2 separate regions of the Homo sapiens genome follow, and region 1 is linked to region 2. The links are chromatin loops, found by intact Hi-C in ENCODE. Cell type or tissue: K562. All regions are shown on one strand. Links, peaks and the distances in the headings refer to the core of each region. The heading gives the core; the rest is flanking DNA. Region 1 has its middle 100 kb from the start of SH3RF1. Region 2 overlaps NEK1 (NIMA related kinase 1).

Region 1 (11,571 bases), core at 1,134-9,133, 120 kb before region 2:
AGTTTTCTCTTGTTCTTTTTTTTAGACGGAGTCTTGCTCTGTCTCCCAGGCTGGAGTGCAGTGGTATAATCTTGGCTCACTGCAATCTCTGCCTCACGGGTTCAAGTGACTCTCCTGCCTCAGTCTTCCAAGTAGCTAAGACTACAGGCGTGTGCCACCACACTAAGCTAATTTTTGTATTTTTAGCAGAGGTGGGGTTTCACCATATTGGCCAGGCTGGTCTTGAACTCCTGACCTTGTGATCCATCTGCCTCGACCTCCCAAAGTGCTGGGATTACAGGCGTGAGCCACTGTGCCTGGCCAGTTTTCTTTCTTTTTAATTTTTTTTTCTTTTTTTTTTGGTATCAGGGTACTACTGTTCTCATAAAAGTAGTTGGTAAGTGTGTCCTCTTCTTTAACATGTTCTGCAGAGATTAAAGAAGATCCTAACCTCTTATCTTTCAGTGACCTTGAGGGTCTGTCAAGTAGGAAATAAAGGTGACGGCAGGGTTGTCCACTGCCTGGCTGAGTGGTGAAGTCATACCCCAATATGCATCTAGAGCCCTAGGCAAAGACTGGGAGACTGATTAGCTCTAGGTGTTTAAGAAAATCTGTTCGTTATTAGCTGACCACTAGGCTAACCATGCAAAAAAACCAGTGGCCATACATGAAAATGAATATACCCTTTACAGAGTTAGTTCAGAAAAGTCACTGAACAAACAGCAACAACACCAAACCACGGGGAGAGAGAAGAATCTGAGTTCCAGAGATACCACATTATATTATTTTAAATGTCCTGTTTTTGACAAAAAATTATGAGACAACAAAAAAAGAAAGTATGGTCCCTATGATGGGAAAAAAGAAATCAACCAATGAAAACCCAAGGAAGCCAAGACATTGGACTTACTAGACAAAGACTTTATATCAGTGAACTGAAGGCAGCCATGTGTAAAAAGCTAAAGGAAAATAGGAAAATTCTGGTTATTTAAATAGAGACTGTAAATAAACTGATAGAAATTATTTTAAAAAGAACTAAATAGAAACTCTTCCATTGAAAAGTAAAATAACTAAAATGATAAACTCACTAGAGAGTCTCACCAGATTTGAGCAGGAAGAATAAAGAAATAGAACATTTGGAAATTGGTAAATTGTTTATTCAGTATTTTTAACTGAAAAAAAAATGAAGGAAAAAGTGAACAGAGCCTCAGAGACCCATGGGACAACATACACATAACAAGAGTCTCAGAAGGAAAAGAGAAAGAAAAGGAGGCAAAAGAGTTTTAAAAACATAATGGCCAAAAACTTCTCATTTGATGAAAATTATTAATCTATCCATCCAAGAATCCTAATGAACTCCAAGTAGGATAAAATCAAGTCAGTCCACACTGACACACATCGTAAGTAAATTTTTGAGAACTAAAGACAAAGAAATAATCTTTAAAGCAGCAGGGGAGAAGTGATTCATCACATATAAATAATCTCAATAAGATTAACAGTTGATTCTTACAAAAGAAATTATGGAGGCCAGAATGCAGTGGTATGACATTAAAATACTGAAAGAAAAATACTGCTAACCAAGAATTCTGTATCTGGCAAAACCATCCTTCAGGCCAGGTGCAGTGGCTCGCGCCTGTAATTTCAGCACTTTGAGAGGCCGAGGTGGGCAGATGACTTGAGACCAGGAGTTCGAGACCAGCCTGGCCAACATGGTGAAACCACATCTTTACTAAAAATACAAAATTTAGCCAGGCTTGGTGGTGTATGCCTGTAATCCCCACTTCTCAGGTGGCTGAGGCATGAGAATCACTCCAGAGGAAATTACATAGGTAAATATAAAAGACAGTATAAATGTATTTGTTGGTTGTAACTTTTATATAACTACCTTACTAAAATGATAACTGTATAAAATAACAATTCTAAATATGTGTTGATGGGCATACCACATATAAATACGTAATTGTATGATAATAACACACAAAGGAAGGGGGGAGAAATAAAGCTATTTTGGAACAGTCTTTGTATACTTTTGCAATTATGTTGCTACTCATCCAAACTAGATTTTTATAAATTAAAATGTTAATTGCAATCCCTAGGACTACAACTAGGAATATAAGTCAAAAATATATAATAAAAAGAAATGACAAGGGAATTAAAGCAGTGTATTAGAAAATCTCTCTTTAGGCCAGGCACAGTGGCTCACACCTGTAATGCCAGCACTTTGGGAGGTGGGTGGATCACGAGGTCAAGAGATTGAAACCACCCTGGCCAACATGGTGAAATCCCATCTCTTCTAAAAATACCAAAATTAGCTGAGCGTGGTGGTGAGCACCTGTAGTCCCAGCTACTGGGGAGGTTGAGGCAGGAGAATCACTTGAACATGGGAGGCAGAGGTTGCAGTGAGCAAAGACTGTGCCACTGCACTCCACCCTGGCAATAGAGCAAGACTGTCCCAAAAAAAAAAAAAAAAAACAAACCAGAAAATCTCTATTTAACATAAAAGAAGGAAGTAATGGACAAATAGGGGAACAAAAAGACATATGACATGTCAAAAGCAAATAGCATTAGAAATTTTATTCATGCAGAAACCTACATATGAACATTTGTAGAAATTTTATTCATAATTGCTTAAACTTAGAAAAAACTAGAAGGTCTTTCAGCAAGTGAATGGATAAACAAATCATGGTACATTCATACAACAGAATATTATTCAGTGCTAAAAAGAAATGAGCTATTGAGCTATTATCACATACTTTACCTTTATCCCCATTCTTTGAGAACTACATTCTTACATATATTAGACCACCTAAAGCTGTCCCACAGCTCACTGATGCTCTGTTCTTTTCTCATTTTAAAAAAATCTCTGTGTTTTAGCTGGGTGTGGTGGCTCATGCCTGTAATCCCAGCAGTTTAGGAGGACAAAGCAGAAAGATCGCTTGAGTCCAGGAGTTCAAGACCAGCTTCGGCAATATAGTGAGACCCTATCTTTACAGAAAATAAAAAATTAACTGGGCATGGTGGCACACACCTGTAGTCTCAGCTACTTGGGAGGCTAAGGCAGGAGGATTGCTTGAGTCTAGTGTGTCGAGGCTGCAGTGAGCTGTGATTGTGCCACTGCACTCCAGCCTGGGTAACAGAGTGAGACCCTGTCCCCTGATTCCCCAAAAAAAAGAAAAGAAAAAGAAAAAAAAAACAACTCTGTGTTTCATTTAGATTATTTTTACTACTGTGCCCTCAAGTTCACTGAACTTTTGCAATAGCTGATTTTCTACTAATTCTATCCACTATATTTTCCATATCAGATACTATATTTTTTATTCCTAACAGTTTAAGATCTTTTTAATATTTTCCATAAAATTTCTTAACATACTTACATTATCTTCTTTCCTTGAATTTGTGGAGTATATTTATAATAATTGCTGTAATGTCTGTGTCTCCTAGTGATATTATTTGCATCACTTCCGAGCCATTTTCCATTGATTGATTTTTCTCCCTATTATGGTTTGTATTTTTCTGCTTCTTTGCATACTTTGTACTTTTCAATTAGACATTGTAATTTGTTTACCTTGTTGGTTGCTAATGTTTTTTGTATTCCTTAACTATCCGTGAGCTTTGTATGGGATGTAGTAAAATTGTTTATAAATATTTTGATCCTTTTGAGGCTTACTTTCAAGTTGGTCCTGTTATGAAGGATCAAAACAGCCTTTAGGCAGAATTTTTCACTGCTACTGAGGCAATACACTTCTGAGCGCTCTACCCAATGCCTTGTGCATTATTAGGTTTTTTCACTCTAGCTGGTGGGAACATTAACTCTTCCTGGCTTTCTTTGTTCCAGAGGTAGTTCTGCCCACTCCTTTCCAGTAGTTCTTTCCCCATAGTTTCGTTACACACACACACTAACCAAGACTAACATGAACAGTTGAGGAAAACCTGCGGATATCAGGTGCTCTCTGTGCAGCTCGCTCTTTTATCTGCAGTACTTTCTCCTACGTACTATTTTATTCTATGTGATTTTGTCATCTTGGTGTCCTCAAATTCTCAACTCTGCCTCATCCTAGTGAGAAGAGCATGGTCTGAGTTGCTCCTCCCTACAGTGCATCCTTTTAATTTTTTTCCAGGCAGTACACTAAGTATATTAGTCCATTAGCATACTGCTATAACAAAATACCCGAGACTGGGTAATTTATAAAGAAACAAGGTTTAATGGGCTCACTGTTCCACAGGCTGTACAGGAAGTATGGGTGGGGAGGCCTCAGGAAACTTTCAGTCATGGCGGACGGTGAAGGAGAAGCAGGCACCTCCTACATGGCGGGAATGGGAGGAAGAGAGAGAGGGGGAAGTGTTACACACTTAAATAGCCAGATGGCGTGAGAACTCTATCATGAGAACTGCACCAAAGGGGAAAATCCACCTCTGTGATCCAATCGCCTCCCACCCAGCCATCTTAATTCTAACACTGGGGATTACAATTTGACATGAAATTAGGGTGGGAACACAAATCCAAACCATATCACTAAGCAATGCTAAGGTTCACCTAATTTGATTCCCTTCACTAAGAGATCCTTGTTCTATGCGGCCTTGTGTCCAAAACTATATTTTGTGGGTTTTTTCTTTTTCTTTTTCTTTTTTTTTTTTAGTTGTTTAAGGTAGGCAGGTGTAACGGTTAATTATATGTATCTACCTGAAGGATGTTTTTGGAGGAGATTAACATTTAAATCAGTGAACTTGGATGGGCCTCATCCAATCAGTTAAAGGCCTGAATATAACAAAAAGACTAGCCTCCCTGAGCAAAAGATAAAATTTCCAGCCAGCTGCTTTGGACATTATCTGCATCATTGGCTTCCCTGGGTCTCTAGGTTGCCAGCCTTCAGACTAGAATCACACCACCAGCTCTCCTGAGTCTTAAGCCTGCCAGCCTGTATTATGGATTTTGGATTTCTCTGCCTTCATAATTGTGTGAGCCAATTCCTTATAATAAATCTCTATAGATATATAGGTCCTGGGCCGGGCGCGGTGGCTCCTGCCTTTAATGCTAGCACTTTGGGAGGCTGAGGCAGGCGGATCACCTGAGGTCAGGGGTTTGAGACCAGCCTGGCCAACATGGTGAAACCCCATCTCTACTGAAAATACAAAAATTAGCCAGGTGTGATGGCATGCACCTGTAATCCCAGCTACTTGGGAGGCTGAGGCTGGAGAATCGCTTGAACCCAGCAGGTGGACGTTGCAGTGAGCCGAGACTGCACCACTGCACTCCAGCCTGAACGACATAGTGAGACTCTGTCTTAAAAAAAAAAAATATATATATATATATATATATATATATATATATATATATATATGTGTGTGTGTGTGTGTGTGTGTGTGTGTGTCCTATATAGATATTAATAAGATAGGTATATAGATATACAGATCCTATTGGTTCTGTTTCTTTTCTTTCTTTCTTTTTTTTTTTTTTTGACGGAGTTTCGCTCTGTTACCCAGGCTGGAGTGCAGTGGTGTGATCTCAGCTCACTGCAACCTCTGCCTCCAGGGTTCAAGCCATTCTCCTGCCTCAGCCTCCTGAGTAGTTGGGACTACAGGTGCCCACCACCACACCTGGCTAATTTTTGTATTTTGAGTAGAGATGGGGTTTCACCATGTTGGCCAGGCTGGTCTCAAACTCCTGACCTCAAGTGATCTACCTGCCTTGGCCTCCCAGAGTGCTGGGATTATAGGCCTGAGCCTCCATGCCCGGCCTGGTTCTGTTTCTTTGGAGACCTTGACTAAAGAAGAAGACAAATCTGTTCCATGTTATTCCTCCATGACTGGAAACAAGTTCATGATGCATTTGAAAGCTATAGCAATTAAGATGGTTTGGCAGGCTGGGCACATTGGCTCACACCTGTAAGCCCAGCACTTTGGGAGGCCAAGGCTAGTGGATCACTGAGATCAGGAGTTTGAGACCAGCCTGGCCAACATGGTGAAACCCTGTCTCTACTAAAAAATACAAAAAAATTAACTGGGTCTAGTGGCACACAACCTATAGTCGCAGCTACTTGGGAGGCAGAGGCAGGAGAATCATTTGAACCCTGGAGGTGGAGGTTGCCATGAGCAGAGGTCACGCCACTGCACTCCAGCCTGGGCGACAGAGCAAGACTCCTCAAAAAAAAAAAAAAAAAAAAAAAAAAAAAAAAAAAGATGATTTGGCATTTATGCGTTGCAAAAAAAAAAAAAAGAGAGAGAGATAATGGACTAACATAGCCCTAAAACAGATCCATAAGTCTAAGGATGCTTTACACATATTTAGGGTGCCATTATAGATTACTGGGGAAAGGATGGTCACTCAATTATTGCTGAAAGAATATTTTATTTGTATATATAAAAAAAGTGTTACATGATAACCAAAAATCCATTTTATACGAATTAAGTACTTTAATTAAATCTTTTAGAAAATAATGTTGAAGACTTTCATAACCTCTGCCTAAAAATTCATCTCAAACCAGGCCCCAAAAGTACAAATCATAAAATTACTATATTTTAAAAAGTAAAAATCAACCCCAAAATTCATAGGATATATATGCAGTACACATAGCAGTCAAAGATTAATATTCTGAAAATATTTACTCATTAAAATCAACAAGATAAATAACTTTGTTTTTTTTTTAGGATACAAGGTCTTGGCTGGGCACAGTGGCTCATGCCTGTAATCCCAACACTATGGGAGGATAAGGCTGGCGGATCATGAGGTCAGGAGTTCGAGACCAGCCTGACCAATATGGTGAAATCCCATGTCTACTAAAAATACAAAAATTAGCTGGGCATGGTGGCGCACACCTGTAATCCTAGCAACTCAGGTGTCTGAGGCAGGAGAATCGCTTGAACCCAGGAGGAAGAGTTTGCAGTGAGCCGAGACTGCCCCACTGCACTCCAGACTGGGTAATAGAGGAAGACTCCATCTCAAAAAAAAAAAAAAAAAAAAAAAGAAAGAGACAAGGTCTCAGCATGTTGCCCAGGCTTGTCTTGAACTCCTGGGCTCAAGCAATCCTCCTGCCTTCGCCTCCCAAAGTGCTAGAATTACAGACATGAGCCACCATGCCCAGCCCCTAAATTAAAAAAAAATAAGTAAGATACTTTAACAGACACTTGCCAGAAGACAAAACCTAACTGGCCAGTGAAAATATCAAAATATGTTCAGCCTCATTAGCAATTAGGAAAATTCAAATGGAAACACTATGGAATATAATTTTATACCCATGAGACTGACAATAATTTAAAAAGACTGACAATAAGGATTGATACGTGGTACAAAAGGAAATACTACTACTCATAAATGCATGAATTCGGACAATAACTTTGAAATACAAGTTGGCATTTCTTTGTAAAATTGAATCATTCTTATAACATAATAGTTCTATTCTTAGGAGGAGGAATTCTTGACACATGTATGCATCAGCAGCCATGTAAAAGAGCATCATTGTTTGTAAAAGGAAAAAAACAACAACTGAAAAATATTCCAGAAGTCCATTGATAGGATAGTGGGAAACTAAACTGTGATGTATTTGTGTATCTGAATACAGTCATGTGTGGCTTAACAACAGGGATATGTTCTGAGAAATGAGTTAGACAATTTCGTCATTGTGTGCACATATCATAAAGTGTACTTACACAAACCTAGATGGTATAGCCTACTACACACCTAGGTTATGGAATATAGCCCATTACTCCTAGGCTACAAACCTCTATAGCATGTTACTATACTCAATACTGTAGGTAACTGTAACACAATGGTAAGCATTTGCGTATCTAAACACAGAAAAGGTACAGTAAAAATATGATACAAAAGATAAAAAATGGTATGGCTGTGTAAAGCACTTACCATGAATGGAGCTTGCAGGAAGTTGCTCTGGGTGAGTGGTGAGTGAATGGGAAGGCCTAGGACATTACTGTACACTTAGGCTATATTTAATTTATTTAAAAATATAGTAATTGCACTAGAATGTTATCATGGCTACAACATCACTAGACAATAGGCATTTTTTTCAGCTGCATTGTACACTGTTGTGCATGTGGTCCATTGTTGACTGAAGCATCCTTATGTGGCACATGGCTGTACTTTTCAACAGATAAAATAAGGAAACTACAACTACTTTCATCAACATGAATGAATCATGAATATAATGGTAAAATTTAAAAAGCAAATTATAGGAGAATAATACATTGACATTGTTTAGACAACATTCAAAGACAAGCAAACTATACAATATATATTTTATATATAAATACATGAGTAACATGTCCAAAGGATAATAAAACTCAGGAGGGCGATTATCTTTGGGGAGAATGTAGAGAATGTGATTAGGGAAGTGAAAAAAGGGTTTAGTGATAATGACAACATTTTGTTTCTTAAGCTGGTATATGGGTGTTTATTATTATGCTTTATAAATTATAAGTTATATACATTCCATAGTTACCAGGGGTTTCATAAATTTTTAGAAAGCTGATTAAGGTAAATCACTGGACTTTCTTGCTAATATAAATGTATCTGGTATCTGTGGCTCCAAACCAGAATATAGTTCTAACCAACTTCAAATGAATTAGACTTACAGAACTACACATTCTAGAGATGTGACCTGTGAATATCGAAGCATCCATTGTTCTTAACTCACGTCAAGCAGGAGAGTACTGAGATGGATGACATGTTTGTGAGCTTATTTGTGGACCCTCTCCAAGATGTTAATTCTCTTAGTTGATACTTTAACAATCTGTACTATCCACAATGGTTTTAAATAGAATAATATATTTACCAAGAAGGAAGGTGGAAAAAGAAATTGAAGAAATAACAAAGACAAGGAAGAAGGCGATCATAGTGAAAGAGATGAGAAAATTAAGATAATTCCAAGTAGGAAATTAAGTCAAGAGGTAAACAGGAGAAGGTATGTCCCCTAGCAATTCCAGAAAGTACACGCTGGGTTTCCAATAGTGCTTAGAATGAGGGTTCAAGCCATTTATTTAAGTTTTAAAAGAAGGGATTTATTGAGTATTATATATGGACCCTATATCCAAGTACTGATAATGAACCTTATTTGTCAACATTGGTCCTTTAATACCTGTTCTATTTCAAAAATTAAATTGTTGATCCCTATTTACTTAAATATCTCCATTAATTTGGTTCTGATTTTACTTCAGAAGGAAGGTAAAAATGAGAAAAGTAGAAAATTAACCTTTTTAAATAATAATGACATTAGCAATATTACCAACTAGAAGTCCCCTTTTCTCATCTCCTTGACACAGACAGCCCAAATAATGAATGAGCAACTACATTTTAACAAATAACTAAGGGAGTGTGACGGAGTACATCAAAGGATTTAACAGAAACCCTGATGAACACAGAAACTCAGGATAGCCACACAGAGAACAGAAGGAAACAGCAGGCTTCCAGCACCCCATCCCCTAGCTGGTATCAGCTGGGAACCAGGAAGAACTTCTCCCTATGGCAAGGAGGTTAAGGAAGCCCCCATCAACACCTTTGACACCTACTGTTCTCACCACTGGGGTCCCCTGCAGTCCTCACACTGTGCGCCACCTCCTGTGGCTTGCATGGCGATACCTTGAGCGCAGGTCTCAAACCTTTGGAGCATCCCTTCTTCCCTGGAGTCAGGCCAAGACTGTGCCCTGCCTGCCCTGGAGTAGAATCACAGCCAACCTTACCCTCCTTGACCCAAGCTCTAGAGGGTGTCTCAGTGTGCAACCTACAGTCAACTTTAACACAGAGAGAAAACCTGCACCCCAAAACTCAGGTGCCACAATAGCTTTGCACTAAGACAAGCCGTGAGCAACTGTTTCCCCCTTCCCTCTGGGGTTGGGCAGCAGTGGAACTGCTTCACTTACTCCTCCTCCCTTTACTCCCTCAGGCCAGAGCAGAAGCTGTGCACTCTCTCTTGGGGAAATGATGCTTTGGAAGAATGGTTCCATCTACCACTCTCAGCTCTGGCTATGTCCTACCACTAGAGGCCTGAGCTGAAACTGTGCACCGCTTTCTGAGGAAACAGTGCTTTGGTGGAGGTCTACATCCTGGAAAAATGGTGTAGGGACCACCCAGAACAGTCATGTCCCCCAGGTCTAAGCTGAAATGGCACATCACCCCCTTGGGAATTGGTGCCTTGGCCAAGTTGAGTAGCTGTGTAGTCCAGGGCTGAGTTGATGTAGTACCCTGTCTCCCAGGGAAACAGAGCAGTGTCTCAGTTGAGACACTTTGTCCTACAGGCCAAAAATCTCTAATAACCTGCTTCCTTGGAGAGGAACTAGGGCTCTAGATCCTGAGCTGCTAAGATACCCCTCTCCCTGGGGAGTGGAGTCATCACTGTGCTGCTCCCTGCCCTCCAGGGCCTAAACAACAGCTGTCCTCATCCATTCTAGGGTACTTGCTACTGCTGCACCCAGCCTCAAAGTATCTGAGATACTGCTGAGCCCCACCATCCCAGGATTTAGGATCACTGCTACATGGTGCCTCATCGTTAAGGACCTATCCCTAACGACCTAGGTTGCCCACGAGCCCTATTGGTTTAGACTTCTGAATTGCAGCCATACCCTGTACCGTGGTCTCAAACCTTTAGAGTAGCCCTTCTTCCCTGGTGTCAGGTCAGGGCTGTGCCCTGCCCCTCTGGAACAGAAGCACAGCTACAACCTGACCCCCTGGACCCAAGCTCCTAGGGAGTGCCTTAGGGTCAGAGACACTTGCTCAGTGTGCAACCTATATTCAACCTTACCACACAGAAAAAACCTATACCCCCAAACTCAGCTGCTACAATAGCTTTGCAAGACCCTGAGCCTAGGCCCCTGCCCCAGAGCCACTCCAAACATTTGCACCTAAAACCTGGAACCCAGCACCATTGTAGCTGCTTTTAGGATGTGTCAGACTTGACACCAGGAGGGCTCTCCTCACCTAAGTCCTCTTATTGTGGGGAAAATGAATATAAAGGGAGCCCAAAGGCCCTTGCTGCAAAGGACATTAACAACTGATGCCACCACTGCTGTTACTTCAGACTTCTACAGTCTAAGCCACTGAGGCATCCACAGCTATTGCTGATACTGAACACAGCCAAAGAAGTTGCATGGAGATCATATCACCATACCTGGAATGCACTCTAGAAACAAAGTTGCAACACCCTTCCTTCAACCAGCATGCTAAGACACAATTATGGTTGCAAGTCCTTCTGTAAGAAAGCCTCTTTAGAAAGTTTGGAAGAGGTGATTGTTCCATCATGTGCACGAAAATAAATGCAGGGACACAAGAAACATGAAAAAGCAAGGAAATATGACACCATCAAAGGAGCATAATTCTGTAGCAACAGACCCCACTGAAAAGGAAATCCATGAATTCTCAGAAAAAGAATTCAAAATGATGATATTAAGGAAACTCAATGAGATACAAGAAAATACAGGTAGGCAATTCAATGAAATCAGGAAAAGAATTCATGATATGAATGAGAAATCCAACAAAGAGATACATATCTATCATTAAAAAGTCCTAAGCATAAATTCTGCAGCTGAAGAATTCAATGAATGAAATAAAAAATATGTTTAGAGAGCTTCAACAGCAGATTTGGTCAAGCAGAA
Region 2 (11,571 bases), core at 1,271-9,270:
TGCCTTGTCAATGAGTAGTAATATTTGGAAATAATTTTTTTTTTCTAACCAGTAGGTCTCAACAGTGGGCTTAAAATATTTACAGCAAACCGTGCTGTTAACAGATGTGCAGTCATCCAGGCTTTATTGTTCCATTTATAGAACACAAATAGAATAGATTTAGCATAATTCTTAAGGGTCCTAGGAGTTTCAGAATGGCAAATGAGCACTGGCTTCAACTTAAAGTCACCAGCTGCATTAGCTCCCAACAAGAGAGTCAGCCAGTCTTTTGAAGCTTTGAAGCCAGCTATTGACTTCTCTTTAGCTTTGAAGCCAGGTATTGACTTCTCTTTAGTTATGAGAGTCCTAGATGGCATCTTCTTCCAATAGAAGGCTGTTTTATCTACACTGAAAATCTGTTGTTTAGTATTACCACCTTTATCAATGATCTTAGCTATATCTCCTGGATAATGTACTGCAGTTTCTCCATCAGCACTTACTGCTTTACCTTGCACTTTCATGTTATGGAGGTGGCTTCTTTCCTTAAACCTTATGAACCAATCTCTGCTAGCCAACAATTTTTCTTCTGTAGCTTCCTTATCTCTCCTAGTCTTCACGGAATTGAGGAGAGTTAGGGCCTTGCTCTGGATTAGGCTTTGGCCAAAGAGAATGTTGCGGCTGGTTTGATCTTCTATCTAGACCACTAAAGCTTTCTCCATATCAGCAAGAAGGCTGTTTTGCTTTCTTTCTTTCTTTTTTTTCTAAGAGATGGGGTCTTGCTCTGTCACCCAGGCTGGAGTGCAGATCCAGGCACAATAATAGCTCACTGCAACCTTGAAATCCTAGGCTCAAATGATCATTCTGCCTTAGCTTCTCAATGTGGTTGGGACTATAGGTGTGTGCCACCACATCCAGCTAATTTTTCTTTCTTTCTTTCTTTCTTTTTTTTTTTTTAGAGACAGGTTCTCACTATGTCATCCATGCTAGTCTCAAACTTCTGGCCTCAAGCAATTCTCGTGCCTCAGTCTCCCGAGTTGCTGAGACTACAGGCACCTGGCTGTTTCGCTTTCTTATCATGTGTGTTCACTGGAGTAGAACTTTTTTTTTTTCTGAGATGGAGTCTTGTACTGTCGCCCAGGCTGGAGTGCAATGGGGTGCAATGGCTCAGTGAAACCTCCGCCTCCCTCCTGGATTTACATGATTCTCCTGCCTCAGCCTCCTGAGTAGCTGGGATTACAGGCACACACCACCACGCTCAGCTAATTTTTTGTATTTTTAGTAGAGATGGGGTTCACTATGTTAGCCAGGCTGGTCTCAAACTCCTGATCTCATGATCCACCTGCCTCGGCCTCCCAACATGCTGGGATTACAGGCGTGAGCCACTGCACCTGGTCTGGGGTAGCACTTTTAATTTCCTTCAGGAACTTTTCCTTTGCATTCACAACTTGGATAACTGGCGCAAGAGGCTTAATTCTGTGCCTATCTCAGCTTTCAATATGCCTTCATCACCAAGCTTAATCTTGATTTCAGGTGACAGACATGCAACTCTTTTACTTGAATACTTAAGAGGCCACTGTAAGTCATTAAGTGGCCTAATTTCAATATTATTTTGTCTTAGGGAATAAGATCTGAGGAGTGAGACAGGGGAACTACCAGTCAGTGGAGCAATTAGAACACACACATTCATCAATTAAATTTCCCATCTTATATGGGTGAAGTCTGTGGTGCCTCAGAACAATTACAACAGTAATATCAAAGATATAATGACAATAATGAAAAAGTTTGAAATATGGCAAGAATTACAAAAATGTGACACAAAGACACAAAATGAGCAAAAGCTGTTGGGAAAATGACACTGATAGACTTGCTTGATGCAGGGTTGCCACAAACCTTCAATTTGTAAAAAATGCAGTATTTATGAAGCACAATAAAACAAAGTATGCCTGTATTTATTTTGTTCAAAAAAGGATGGAAACATTGCTTTAGTCCCATAGTTCAGTATTATTGAAAAAGTATACTGATATTTAAGATGTTACTACAAATAGGCCGGGCGCAGTGGCTCACACCTGTAATCCCAGCACTTTGGGAGGCCAAGGCGGGTGGATCACAAGGTCATGAGTTTGAGACCAGTCTGGCCATCATGGTGAAACCCTCTCTCTACTAAAAATACAAAAAATTGGCCGGGCATGGTGGTGTACACCTGTAGTCCCAAGTACTCGGGAGGCTGAGGCAGGAGAATCACTTGAACCCGTGAGGCAGAGGTTGCAGTGAGCCGAGACTGTGCCACTGCACTCCAGCCTGGGCGACAGAGTGAGACTCTGTCTCAAAAAAAAAAAAAAAAAAAGTTACTACAAATAACTTTTAAAAATATCTAGAGCTCACCTAACAGTATTATCACCTTGAAAGATTATATCTAAATATTTTGAAACTTTGTTTGTTTTAATTACTATAGTATATAAATTCAAATAAGGTTTCATACACTGAGAGAATAAAAACAAGCTCCAAAGTTGTTCTGAATAGTAGCAGTATTTTTAGAACAAATATGTTATTTCTCTAGATGATTACTTAAAAGAAATATACTTTGAATGAACACATTCTGCTATTTTTATTTAAATCAGTAATCACTTCTCTACCACATACTAGGATTACAGTTATGTGCCACCATGCCCAGCACATTTTTGTATTTTTAGTAGAAATGGGATTTCACATGTTGGCCAGGCTGGTCTCGAACTCCTGACCCCGTGATCTGCCTGCCTTGGCCTCCCAGAGTGCTGGGATTACAGGCGTGAGCCACCGCGTTTGGCCTGCTATTTCGATACATCAATCTGACACGATTTCTGTGAGAAGACAAATCCACAATATTTGACAAAAATTATCAATAAATTAAAATACATATTAATACCTATTAAGGCCAAGCACAGTTCTAGATAATGATATCCAAAATGAATTAGACACAATATTTTCTCTGAGGGGACTGTAAATTAGAAAAGAAAAAAGAACACATAAATCAATCAGTATGTTACAGAGAAAAAAATAAAGAGATAAGTACTAAACGATCTGGGGAAGAATGAAACAAAAAATATAGAAAGAACTAACTCTGTAAAGCCAAGAGGGGCACCAGTGAGAACAGCCTTCGCAGAGCAGCCAATGGTCAGCCATTCATTGTTCGGGAAGGCCATAAAACACAGATAAAGTAGGACAGTTGTACATTCAAATCCCAAAACACTCACCAGTCCTGTGATTTTTCATTGTTTTTATCCTCTCTGAACCTCACAGTTTTTCTCTAAAATAGAAATGCTGTACTCTTTGCCTCTCTGCTATAGGGATTGCATGAGATAATTTACGTAAAGTACACATCTGTGTACCTAATAAATAGTAGCAATTGTTATTTATTTGGTTTCCATTAAATAAGGTTATTTGGCTTAAACACTACAAGTCTGGTTTTAGTTCCTGATGAAATGTATTAAGTTTCAGAATGCAAGTTTCTCATCTTTAGAATGCAGACTAAAAACAAAAACCTCCTATCTTAACCATGATCAGAAATTAAAATTTGAGCATTGTGAGAGACAAATTTATTGGCACTTTTATAATAATGATCTTCAGCAGCCTTCAGTAAATGCTTATGTTCTATAATCAAATGCATACTGATCTCTCCTCTGAGTCAACTAAACCAAACAGATTAGAAGAACCTAAACAGACAAATTCAGACATGGAATCTAAATAAATGAACAAAGACAGATTACTAACTCTTACAATAACTTAAGAAGACAACTAAGTTACTGAAAATTTATGGGTGGTTCAGGATGACTACTGAAATGTGGCAACATCATTATAAGCTAATGTCATACACTTAAGTAACTTATTAGTACAGTTGAATTGGGCCTTCTGTATAAATATCATGGTGTATTATTTATAATCAGAACCTTAAAGCTTTTCAATATTAACTACATCTTGAGATAAAAGATGATAATGTACTTCTAATTATTGAAAGATAAACCATTACACTAAGCCTTTTATACGGAAAGTTGAGCAAATATGACATATCACAAAAATTAACTAAGCCAGGAAAACAATATAAAGTTTCATATAAGAGAAAAATATAAAAATTTGGAACAAAGAATGACCCAATTTTATTATACAATTGATCACCCAGCTAAATCTATAATATATATTTCATTCTAAACATACTTTTTCACTGGGTGCAATGGCTCACACCTATAATCCCAGCACTCAGGAGGCTGAGGCAGGAGGAGCACTTGAGCCCAGGAGTTTGAGACCCAGTTAATTTTCTTTTTTCTTGTAGAAATGGAGTCTCACCAGACCAGTGAGACTCCATTTGTACAACAAATAAGAACATTAGCTTATGTATGGTGACGTGTGCTAAGGGTCCCAGCTATAGACAGGCTGAGGCAGGAGGATCCCTTGAGCCCAGCAGGTCGAAATTGCAGAGAGCCATGTTCACACCACGGCACTCCAGCCTGAGTGACAGAGCAAGACCCTGTTTCAAAACAAAACAAAACAAACAAAGCACAGTCTTTCAAAGTTTAACCACAGTTTTAAATATAAAAATGTGCAAAAAAAAAGATAAAACATTGACCTGAAAGTTTCATAATTCAGTTTTAAAAGAAATGCTTTAGAAGCTTTTTTTTTCTTAGCCATTTTTCTCACAAGGTTCATAAATTTAAGGCTTTTCAACATTGCTTTTATTGTCACAAAAGGTTTTCAATTATCGCTGTAAAACTGTTTCTACTTCACGTGTCAATTTTGCCATGTGCTGAAAAATTAAGCAGCAGTGCCACCAAATGACGAAACTCAAAATTTCACCAAATAGTGAGGCGAGGCTTACAAACACATGAAACCACCAGTCTGCCTACTCTTGATGTCTGCCTACTCTTGATCAATAACAAACATATTTTCATCTTTATGCTGACTTATTAGTAAGGATTTAATGTATGCTAGGAAAGTATTAAATGACTTAGTTTCATATTTTGAATAGAGTAATTTCACACAGTTTTATACAGCCTAAAGATATATCATGGCCAAATCTTATCAAATTCATATTTAATGTCTCAAAACCTTATCTTTGAAGAACCAATAGTATAAAAGTATTTGTATTTGAATAAATTTTCTTAACTAGTATTGCCATAATGCTTTTATAAGAATATCTAAGAATAAGAACAAGGTAGCCAGAAGCAATGAGTGTGTACACCCTGTGGGGAGCCTTACAGGCGTGCATGGAAAGTCTAAAAATAAGACAAAGATGGAAACAGAAATACACAAGAATTTACATTCAAAATATTTTATCCAACCTAACCAAGACAGAATCTCCCTAATTCTATTTTTCACTGAATTTTAATTCTTAAAACATTGCTACCCTTTTAAAAAACTGAATCGATCTTCCTTACATACTTCATTCACAATATAGCATACGTGATGGCTGAAAACCTAACACTATATTACTTGGCCCTCCCAAAAAAAGGACCCATCATCACATATTGTTCTCCATATCTAAATCCCAATTGGTACTACAATTTTTATCATTAAATATGTCAAAGAGAAAATTTTATAAAATTAGGTATATACTGCCAAAGAATCACAATAGTTAAGGCAGTGATTTTTTTTTCCTTCACTTTTAAGTTCCAGGGTACATGTGCAGAATGTGCAGGCTTGTTATATAGGTAAATGTGTGCCATGGTGGTTTGCTGCACAGATCAACTCATCACCCAGGTATTAAGGCCAGCATCCGTTAGCTATTCTTCCTGATGCTCTCCCTTCCTCCACATCCCTCAAAAGCCCCAATGTGTGTTGTTCCCACCAATGTGTTCATGTATTCTCATCGTTCAGCTCCCACTTATAAGTGATACCATGAGGTGTTTGGTTTTCTGTTCCTGTGTTAGTCTGTTGAGAATAACAGCTTCCAGCTCCATCAATGTCCCTGCAAAGGACATGTTCTTGTTCCTTTCTGTGGCTGCATAGTATTCCATGGTGTATATGTACCGTGTTTTCTTTATCCAGTCTATCACTGATGGAAATCTGGGTTGATTCTATGTCTTTGCTATCGTGAATAGTGCTGCAATGAACATACGCATGCATGTATCTTTATAACAGAATGATTTATATATTTTGGGGTATATACCCAGTAATGGGATTGCTGGGTCAAATGGTGTACCTGCTTCTAGATCTTTGAGGAATCCCCACACTGTCTTCCAAAATGGCTAAACTAATTTACACTCCCACCAACAGTGTAAATGCATTCCTTTTTCTCTGTAACTTTGCCAGCATCTGTTGTTTCTTGATTTTTTAATAATTGCCATTCTGACTGATGTGATATGGTATTTCTCTGTGGTTCTGATTTGCATTTCTCTAATGATCAGAGATGTTGAGCTTTTTTTCATGTTTGTTGGCTGCATGCATGTCTTCTTTTTAAGAAGTGTCTGTTTATGTCCTTTGCCCATTTTTTAATGCGTAAAAATGGACATTTTTGTTTTTTTCTTGTAAATTTGTTTAAGTTCCTTGTAGACTCTGGATATTAGCTCTTTGTCAGATGGATAGATTGCAAAAATTTTCTCCCATTCTGTAGGTTGTCTGTTCACTCTGATGACAGTTTCTTTTGCTGTGCAAAAGCTCTTTAGTTAATTAGATCCCATTTGCCAATTTTTGCTTTTGTCGCTATTGCTTTTGGCATTTCATCATGAAATCTTTATTTGTGCCTGTGTCCTGAACGATACTGCCTAGATTTTCTTCTAGGATTTCTATAGTTTTGGGTTTTACATTTACATCTTTAATCCATCTTGCGTTAACTTTTGTATAAAGTTTAAGGAAGGGGGATCCAGTTTCAATTTTCTGCATATGACTAGCCAGTTCTCCCAGCACCATTTATTAAATAGGAAATCCTTTCCCTATTGCTTGTTTTTGTCAGGTTTTTCAAAGATCAGTTCCGTGTAGGTATGTGGTTTATTTCTGAGTTCTCTATTCTCTTCCATTGTTCTATGTGTCTATTTTTGTACCAGTACCATGCTGGTTTGGTTACAGGGCAGTGATTTTTATCCTTTGTTAGATTGAAAATATTATACTTTTGAGAATCCAAGGAAATATACGTGGTTTTACTGAAGAAAATGCACCAACATACATACTGCCAAACTTTACATTAATATTTTAGGGGGCTTAATAATGCTAGCTTCAATTCTGAATTCCATGTTAACCACTCCTGAGTAACGGTCAATGAGTAAAGATAGATATATGAACACTACCCCCCAATATAACATCTAGATTATGCTATATTAGACTTTCTATTGAAATAATAGTTAAATAACTTTAATCAATTTTTTTTTGTATATTAAGCTGGATCTAAATACTTACATTATGGATACTATTTTTCTATACAATTTAGATAGAGCAACATTAGAGAATATGCCCTTCATCTAGACGAGGAAATAAAGGCCACAAACATTAAGTCAATCTTCAAACAAGCTAATTAATTGGCAAGGCTGAGACCAAAATCAGGTATTCTGATTCCCAGTCTCATTTTTTTCCCACTATACCAGTGTGCATTAAATAAACAGATGTTTCCTGAACATTTCCTTATGCACAGCTCTGGAATATCATGAGACACAGAATTCCCAATGAATTTATTTGTGTTACTATTCACCAGGTACCATGCTGAGCATTTTACGTGGTAAATCAGTTAAGATTCTTTGGTTGAAGGCAATAGAAACTAACTATAGAGGGGCGGAGGGAGGGAGGGAAGGAGGCAGCTAGGTAGCCAGGCAGCCAGGCAAGGAGGGTGGTGACATCAGCAGGATGGCAAATTACAAATGCCTAATGCTCTACCCTCTGCCCCACAAAAAAGGACAAAAACAATGAATTGATAACTGCATTTTGACCAGAGTGACTTAAGAATGTCAGAGAATAGCAAGGGAGTGGCAGAAACCCTGTGAAGCACAGGCTAAGTATGGCCATATACAGAAGGGTGGAGTCATTGTTGTGCTATTCCCTTCCCCAATGCCTAAGTCACAGCTGTGCCCCACCATTCATGGGCCCTTGTTGCTGCTGTACCCAGCCTCACAAAGTCTGGTCCATTGCTATGTCCTGCCATGCCAGAGTCACCACTACAAGGAACCTCCTCTCCTGGTGTCCAAGTTGCCACTATGCCCTACTGGCTCCAGAAACTGAAGTGCAGTTATGCCCTGCTCCCTAGGGTCCAAGCCTCTAGAACATCTCTTCTTCTCCAGACCCATGCCAGTGCTGTGCCCTGACTCTCAGGATCAGAGTCACAGCTATATCCCTGCTACCTGGGCCCAAGCTACTGGGGAATGCCTTAGAGTCAGTCCCCACCTTTGTAGAACAGCTTCATCTACCCATACCTCAGAGAGTGAACTTGTACTCAAGTCACAAGTATCATAGTAATTCAGGAAGACAGTGGGCCCAGGACCCTAGCACCACTGTAGGCTGCTTGTGAGCTCTGCCAAATCTGACAACAAGAAGGATTTCCCCAACAAAGTCTCCCCACGGTACGATAAACAAGAGCAGGAGGACCCCCACTAAAGCCCTTGTCACTGAGAATCCTAATAACCTATGCTGCTACCACTGCTGTCACACACTCCTACAGTCATGGCTAAAGTACCTGCAGCCATTACTCAAATTGATTACAACTGAAGGAGCTGCATGGACACTACACTACCGTGCCTACCTGGAACCAGAGGCAGAACCTCTGCCCTTGAGCCACTGCACCACCACCCACAGAGCCAATGCACCCTGCTCAACTGACCCCCTAGCAATCATCTATAGGTAAAATCATCCCCTACAAAAGCAACTCTATAGATTTGGAAGAGGTCACTGATCCACTAGATGTGCAGTTATCAATGCAAGGACACAAGAAACATGAAAAAGCAGGAAAACATGACACCATCAAAGGAATAATTCTCCAGATAATGACCCCAAAGAAATGGAAATTTACAAATTACCTGATAGAGAAATCAAAGTAATGATCTTACGGAAACTCAGGGATATACAAGAGGATAGACAATTCAATGAAATCAGCAAAATAATCCATGATATGAATCACAAGCTCAATAAAGATATACATAACACAAAAAGAACCAAACAGAAATCTTGGGGCTGAAGAATTCAATGAATGAAATTGTTAAAAACTGAGAGCTTCAACAGCAGACTAGATCAAGCAGAGGAAACAATCTGTGAATTTGAAGATAGGTCTTTTGAAGTTGCCCAGATAGAGAAAAAGTGAAGAAAGCCTATAGGAATTATGGAACACCATGAAAGGAACAAATGTCACAGTATGAGCTCTAGAAAGAGAAGAGATGAGGCCGGGCATGGTGGCTCACGCCTGTAATCCCAGCACTTTGGGAGGCCAAGGCGGGAGGATCACGAGGTCAGGAGATCAAGACCATCCTGGCTAACATGGTGAAGCCCTGTCTCTACTAAAAATACAAAAAATTAGCCAGGTGTGGTGGCATGCGCCTGTAGTCCCAGCTACTTGGGAGGCTGAGGCAGGAGAATCGCTTGAACCCAGGAGGTGGAGGCTGCAGTGAGCCAAGATTACGTCACTGCACTCCAGCAACAGAGGAAGACTCCATCTCAAAAAAAAAAAAAAAAAAAAAAAAAAAGAGAGATGGAGAAAGGCACAGAAGGCTTTTTAAGTGAAGTACTTGCTGAACACTTCCCAAGTCTTGGGAGTGATATGGTCATCCATATCTACAGAAGTTGAAAACTAACAAACAGGTTCAATGCAAAGAGGTCCTCACCAAGGCACTTTATAATTTAAAACATTAAAAGTAAAAGACAAAGAATTTTAAAAGCAGAGGGAGAAGAGCATCAAGCAACATACAAGGGGCTCGCCATTAGACTATCAGCAGATTTCTCAGCAGAAATCTTGCAGGTCAGGAGAGAATGGGATAATATACTCAAGGTGCTAATTAAAAAAACCCTGCCAGCCAACAATACTATACTTAGAAAAGCTGTTTTTCAGAAATAAAATAGAAGTAAAGTCTTTCCCAGATAGACAGAAGCTAAGGGAATTCATCACCTCTAGAACTGATTTACAAGAAATGCTTAAGAGTTCTTCAACCAGAAACAAAAGAACAATAACTACTACCACAAGAACATATCAAAGTATAAAACTCACTGGTAGAGAGGTATTTATATATATTCAAATTCAGAATATTCCATTACTGCAACAATGGTGTGTAAATCTCTCAAATTGCTATTATAAAGGTTAAATGTTGAAACAGTAAAAAACAACTGTAATTGCATTAAGTTGTTATGAAGTCCAAAATGTAAAAAGGTATAAACTGTGACAGCCAAAATAATTGTGAGGAGGGTAAAAGTCTAGAATATCTTCATGTGACAAAGTTAAATTGTTATCAGCTTAAAATAGTCTATTATTACTATAAGATGCTTTGTGTAAGCCTCATGATTAACTACAAAGCAAAAAACTACAGTAGATACACAAATGAGAACGAGAAAGGAATCAAAACTTAGCACATAGCACAAAATCACAAGAGTAGACAATAAGAGAAGAAGAAAGGAACAAAGGACCAAAAAACAACCAGAAAACAATAACAAATGCAGTAGTACGTGCTTACCTATCAATAACAATCTTCAATGTAATTAAGCTCTCCAATCAAAAGATTTAGAATGGATGGAAAAATAAGATTCAGACGCTGCTTCAAGATTGTGACTACGGACATCTCATGCCCGTTCTCCTCAGAAGGAAGATCAAAATTACTGGTAAATCATCAAGTTTTGACAAGGAAACAGAGGGAACAGAGCCAGGACCTGTTGGAGTACCCACGTGAAGAAGATTGGGTGGAGAGAAAGAAAGCAGCAAAAGTCTGGTTGATAGCGACCGCTGAGGAACTCAGAGTCCAGCAGAAACTGTAGGTGGGAGTGTGTCTCTGCTCCCCTCACCCCTCTGACAACACACTGGCTGCTAAACAGCTGGGGAGCCCCTCAGCCCTTGCAAGCCAGGGCAACACTATCGGTGGCGATTAGAGGACTTCCTGAAAACAGAGAACTGGGTGAGCAGCTGACTTAGCCATGCTGCACCCACCTCTGATCCAAACTGAGATGGCAGTTGTCATACCAGTTGTGTACCTGTGGTGCCACTCCCCTTGCTTGTAGATCCTCTGCCCTTGAGCCACTGCACCACCACCCGCAGACATACTACACAACCTACTCTGACTTTGGCAAGTACATGACACCAGCAGATTCTCAGGGAGTTTGGGGTCTCCCACAGATTGAACACTTGGCACAAACTGCCCCTCAAGGAGGAGACAGAGCAGCCTGTCAAAGCCACCAATGGGAAACAGGAAATGTGGGTGCAGCACTAACCACTGAAGGGGGCAGCGCCAATGCCTCGGAACAAACGTGGAGAAGGGGGTCATCTCTCACCTTCTCATCTCGCCAAAGTGCATGATTGTGGACATGGCAGCAGTTCTTTCTGTTGGGGCCCAATGGCCCTTTCTGGGCTTCTCTGGTGGCTCGATGAAAGTGAACAGAGCCTAAATAAATCTGCTGTATCTTACTCTTCGGCACCATCTACTGGACTGCAGCCTGAATTACACCGCCAAGCAA

Evidence for each region. Hi-C counts contacts between places; a loop is a spot of excess contacts. Peaks named below come from ENCODE experiments on the same cell type or tissue, not always from the same donor. Only the 100,000 strongest peaks of a DNase experiment are listed, where the experiment ranks them.
Region 1: a loop joins it to region 2, with 4 times the contacts of the local background. A loop is called at or near these places in 4 of 110 quality-filtered maps.

What each region holds. Positions count from the first base shown.
Region 1 is chr4:169,365,528-169,377,098 of GRCh38, forward strand. No RefSeq gene overlaps it. Among named protein-coding and RNA genes, the nearest start is that of SH3RF1, 100 kb to the left of the region's middle. RefSeq lists a silencer at 4,705-4,931. In K562, for the core only: a CTCF peak has its summit at 4,332; no DNase peak of the experiment used is centred there.
Region 2 is chr4:169,481,562-169,493,132 of GRCh38, forward strand. All of the region lies in intron 23 of NEK1 (NIMA related kinase 1), which reads right to left. Among named protein-coding and RNA genes, the nearest start is that of NEK1, 130 kb to the right of the region's middle. In K562, for the core only: a CTCF peak has its summit at 4,775; no DNase peak of the experiment used is centred there.